Regions from separate parts of the Homo sapiens genome. Here region 1 is linked to region 2. Evidence: read pairs that join two places in POLR2A ChIA-PET (ENCODE). Cell type or tissue: A673. All regions are shown on one strand.

Region 1 (2,500 bases), 220 kb after region 2:
GCTCCTTGCAATGGGGGAAGAGGATGCCAACAGGATATTAAGCTCTGCTCTGTGCTTGCCATTTATGGAGAAGAGAGGGGCTGTGCATCTGATAGTGAGGATGTGGTCAAAGGGCACAGCCCCAGAGGAAAGCAGCTCCACACGTGGGGGCTGCAGGGGATCCTCACCCTTTCTCTGTCTCCAGCCTGCAGCAGCCTTCCATCTCTGTTCTGCCCCAGGGACTTCAAGGATGTTGAAGCCGCCTTGCATGCCATGAAGAACGTGGCCCAGCTCATCAACGAGCGGAAGCGGAGACTTGAGAACATCGACAAGATTGCTCAGTGGCAGAGCTCCATAGAGGACTGGGAGGTGAGGGCCTGGGGGCACAGAAAATTCCAGGAGGTCTTGGCCCCTCGCTTTAAAATCATGCTTGCCCCTGAAAAATCTAGAAGGGAGCTGAAGCAGGGAGCTGCGCTCCTGGGAGCTAGCAACAGATGCTCATGGTGTGAAAGCCTGTCCCCAGCGTGGGCTCTGGACCTTTGCTGCTGCCTACCGTAGCAGGCTTTGGCACCTGGTGGCCTCTTTTCTATGTGAAACTCCTCCCATGAGCAGCCAGCCAGCCCAGGAGAAGCCCTCAACAGAGGAAGTGTGTTCCTCAGCTGTGTTCTGTTCCTCTGCCTTCAGGGGACAGGCCAGATCCCTGTTTTAGTTCACTTCTGGGACTCCTAACAGAAGGCTGCAGGCCCAACACAGCATGACCAAAAATGCATCGCCACCCATCAGAGCCTCCTGGTTCTGTTTGTCTGACTTGCACATTTCCCTTTGCATCTGCCAATCTTGCCTTAGAACTAATGACGATGTTCCTGTCCCCCTCCACCCACCCCCACTTGCATCTGCCAATCTGCCACCTCCTGATCTGTTCCCGAAGGCTCCCTACCCACATGGGTGCTGCCACCACCATGCACCAGCTGTCAGCGAGAGAAATGGCCTGGAAATCAATCAGTATCAGCCACAGAACATTATGAAAATACAGATTCCAGGGCCCCACCCTAGACACAGTGAATCAGAAGCCCTGGGGCGGGGCTGAGGAATAGGGGCAGTCAGCTGTGAGGCGGGGCTGAGCAATAGGGGCAGTTGTGAGGCCCAGCCCTGGCTCAGGGCCCTCCAGAGTCACTCATCCCAAACAGGCCACCGCCAACCACTCCCAGCTGGGGTTTGCATTTTCAAGGTAGAATGAGACCAGGGCAGGGCTTAGTCTAAAAGTATGAAGCCCAAGGGTGGATGATGGACCTTCAGGTACTCAGTGCACTTAGCTGGGAAGAGGGCCTCCTTAGAGATCTCAAAGGTTGGCCTCAGAGGTGAATCCCAGACAGGCCTAATTCTTCTCTAGGGCAGCACTGTCCAATCAAACTAGTATGTGAGCCACATATGGAATCGTATGCTATGCAGTAGCCATCTTTAAAAAGGGAAAAAAACAAGTGAATTTAATTTTAATAATGTTTCATTTAACTCCAAAATAGCATTTCAACTTGTGATCAACTATCATTAATGAAATATTTTACATTATTTCATATGAAGTCTTCAAAATCAATATGTATCTTACACTGACATCACATCTAATTAATATGGATTAGCCACACTTCCAGTGCCCAACAGCCACCAGAGGCCACTGGTGACAGGGGGCTCCTATTTTGCAAGGACAGCCAACTCACAGGCCAGACGTGCCACCTCTTCCTCCCCCTCCCACCATGGCCTGGCCAGGTGGGCGCTGCAGGCAAGGCCAGGGGGAGGTGCGCCACCCACCCATGATGGGGGCAGGAAGTGGAGCCCACGGTTGGGTATGCGAGGCTCATGGTTCTCCTTGGGATCTTCCCAGGGAGAAGATCTCTTGGTCAGGAGCTCAGAACTCATCTACTCGGGGGAGCTGACTCGAGTTACACAGCCTCAAGCCAAAAGCCAGCAGCGAATGTTCTTTCTCTTTGACCACCAGCTCATCTACTGTAAGAAGGTACCAGAGCTGCTCTGCCCTGCTGCCCCAAGTTGAGCAAGTGGAGGGAGGGGAGCTGAGGGCTGGGAGCAGCTGCCCAGAAGACAGGTGCCAGCCAGACCATACCCGGGGAGCCTGGCCAGACCCTTGGGGCTGGGATGGGGTGGCTCTCTGCAGGTGAGCCTGGTGGCCCAGGAGCAGCAGGCGGCTTTCACAGTCTGACCAGGCCGGGTGCTGTTGAGAGCATGATCTTTCCTGACCTGGCCGCTGCTTGCTCCTCAAGCTACCTCTTCTCTCCCTGCAAACCTCCACATCCCCTCTCTCCAACCCCGGAGTCCCCTGCTCTAGCCACCTCCCAGCTTCCTCTACGCTGCCGGCTTCTGCTCCTCTTTCAAAACATGGCCCAGTGGCCTCATGTCCATGAAGCCCTCCTTGTCCACGGGTGATCTTTCCTACGTGTGGTGTGAGCCACTGTCTTAGTCTCCCCACCTCAAAGACAGGGCCAACCCCGGGCTAGTCAGTACCTGCAAAATA
Region 2 (2,500 bases):
TGAGAGTAGCAGGTGGCTGTGGGGCAGCCCTGAAAGCCACCAGCCAACACTTGGGCAGGATTTGCTGACAGACAGCCTGGGGCAGGCTTTGGGTGGACAGACCACTAGGGCTGCCCTCCCCTGGAAGACACTGGGGTCTGGCTGCGAGGGAGCAGAGAAAACCCCCTTGGTGGCCCCTCTGGCTCTGAGCTTCCTGTGCAGGGGCCAGAATTCCTCCTGCTGGGTCATGGAGTTGTCACCACATTTCCAGGTGACATCTGTGTGGGGAGCTAGGCCGGCCTCTCCTTAGCTCTGTCTTCCTTTGCCAGGTCTGTGCCGCCTGCCTCTCACTGTGATGCTCCCAGTGCCTGAGCTGGTGTCACTCCCCTTGGTCTCTAGCACCACATTATGAGCCTTTGGGGTCACCCTGGGCCCGGGGAAGTCCTGGCTCTGCCATTTCCTGGATTTGCGGACTTAATACACCTGGGACGGTACATCTGGGGAGGATGGCCAAGAGAGCAGCCAGCGCTGTCAGGCCCGGAGTCCCTGCTTCACGTTTGCTCACTCACAACGCCCATTCAATCCCCCCGTTCCCCAAGGGACCTTCTGAGACCATGTGGGAGGCCTGTGGTCCCAGATCCCAGGTGAGGGGGACTTACAGTCACAACCACAGGCTGGCCCTGGCCCTGCAGTCCCCGCCTGCCCAGCATGTTCCTGTAGTCGGGCGGGGACATGCCCTGGGCCTTTCCTCCAACCACTCAGTCCCAGCTGCACTCCCCCATGGCCACACACAGCCACACTGGGCCTCAGTGACCTGGCTGACCCCCAAGAGATCCCCATGACTGCCCCCTCTTGGATTCAGCAAACACCTCTCTTCATGCAGTTTGAATCCTGACACTTTGGAGGGGGTAATTTCTGAGCCTCTGTGGCCTCATCTGTGAAATGGGCCACTGAAGCAGGTGAAGTGCTACTCCGTCCCTGGCCTACAGTGGGAACCCACGCATCTGGGCCCCTGGAGAGCAGCCGTCACAGGGTCAGCCAGCGCCTAGCTGTCCCAGCTCAGTGCACTCTGCGGCCAGCACCCCACGCTGCCCAAAGGGCCTGCACACACACATAGAACAGGACATCCCAGGCAGCTACAGCCCATCCACCAGGACTGTTTCTTCAGTGAAAACCAAAGGTTCTTGTGAACTCACACACATCTGCTAAACTGCTTCCTATTTTGAAAATTGTGATGTTTCATGTGGAAGATAATTGATTCACAATGACGTAAACACACACTGTGGGGAAACCCCTGAATCTCTTTTGTTTCCTGCTGCCTGTGGGAGATGAGTCACCAAGAGGCAAAGGCTCTCAAGTGCCCCTCGTGGGATGGGTCTCATTCAGTCTTTTTGTTTTGCTTGAGCTCTGAGGTTTTGTATGTAAGCAGGAGTGATTCACACACACACACACACACACACACACACACACATGCATGCATGCACTGTGCCCTCTGTAAAGGCGTCTCACACAGGCACACAATCGCAGTGGCCAGGAGCCAGGCACCGCGGGTCTGCGAACTGATTTCTCCCTGCATATCCCATTGTTCAGAGCTTCCTTGGCCTGGGTCCCAAGCACAGGGACCCAGTGTCCATCCCACAGGCTGGCATAGGTCACAGGATGAAGCTTCTCCGGGTGCAATGTTCAGGGGTCACCTTGTGGTGGGTGGGCCATGCTGCAGGGCTGCCTGCCCATCCCCTGCCCAGGTTTTGCACCAAAGCACTGAGCTCTGGCTCAGCCTGCAGCCTATCCTACAAGGGAGATGGGGCTGGGACCCCCATCCCACAAAGGCTGGCCCAGCACAAGCCTTTCGCTGGGGTCTGAGAGAAATCCTGGAGGTTTCTGAGGGGTCCTCACCTCCTCCCCACAGGCAGGCTCCTCAGCCCCTTTTTCAGAAAGCGGGTATGTGTGGGCACCAGGCCTAGCATGCAGGACACTGCCCCGCTGCAGTGTCCCCCTCAAAAGACGCCCTCCCTCATGCTGTCTGCCCATCAAAGGAGCCCTCGCCCACCCCGAGTGGCCTCACCTTGAAACACAGACAGGTGGGGCCAGGGTCAGGCAGGGCCACCCCCCGAGAACCAATGCTCCCCTTCAGAGCCAGGCCTGCCCCTGAGATGGGACACAGAATTCACAGAATCCACAGCCTGGGCAGGCCCACAGTGCAGGGTGAGTCTGCAGCTCAGAGAACTGGGCTTCTGGCTCTGAATCACTCTTCCTTCGACTACACCTGGCCGTCTCCTGCCTCTCACCCAGGAGGGAGAAGGTCCTGCCGTGGGAACAAGGCTGCAGGCCTGCAAACCTGTTCCACCCCAATGGGGTGCTTCTCTCAGGCCCCAGAGCCCCCAGTCAGTCCCCTATTCAGAGCGTGCAGCCCCTGGCCTAGGCCTGGGGTAAAAGCCATTTGTTGCCTAGTGAGGGTGCAAGGCGGGCATCCCTGCCATGTTTTATGGTCCTTTCTTTCCTGCTGCCCGCTCCTGCCTCC

The links. Peaks named below come from ENCODE experiments on the same cell type or tissue, not always from the same donor. Only the 100,000 strongest peaks of a DNase experiment are listed, where the experiment ranks them.
Region 1: POLR2A ChIA-PET joins it to region 2 with 7 read pairs; 2 of 35 experiments call an interaction of 5 or more read pairs at or near these places.

The regions. Positions count from the first base shown.
Region 1 is chr2:131,041,597-131,044,096 of GRCh38, forward strand. ARHGEF4 (Rho guanine nucleotide exchange factor 4) reads left to right here. Exons shown (of 14, transcript NM_001367493.1): 10 at 219-348; 11 at 1,856-1,987. Among named protein-coding and RNA genes, the nearest start is that of SMIM39, 7.8 kb to the left of the region's middle. RefSeq lists an enhancer at 159-1,031. In A673, no CTCF peak of the experiment used is centred here; no DNase peak of the experiment used is centred here.
Region 2 is chr2:130,823,323-130,825,822 of GRCh38, forward strand. No RefSeq gene overlaps it. Among named protein-coding and RNA genes, the nearest start is that of ARHGEF4, 12 kb to the right of the region's middle. RefSeq lists enhancers at 60-635, 636-1,213, 976-1,025, 1,186-1,345, 2,368-2,500. In A673, no CTCF peak of the experiment used is centred here; a DNase peak (open chromatin) is centred at 1,309.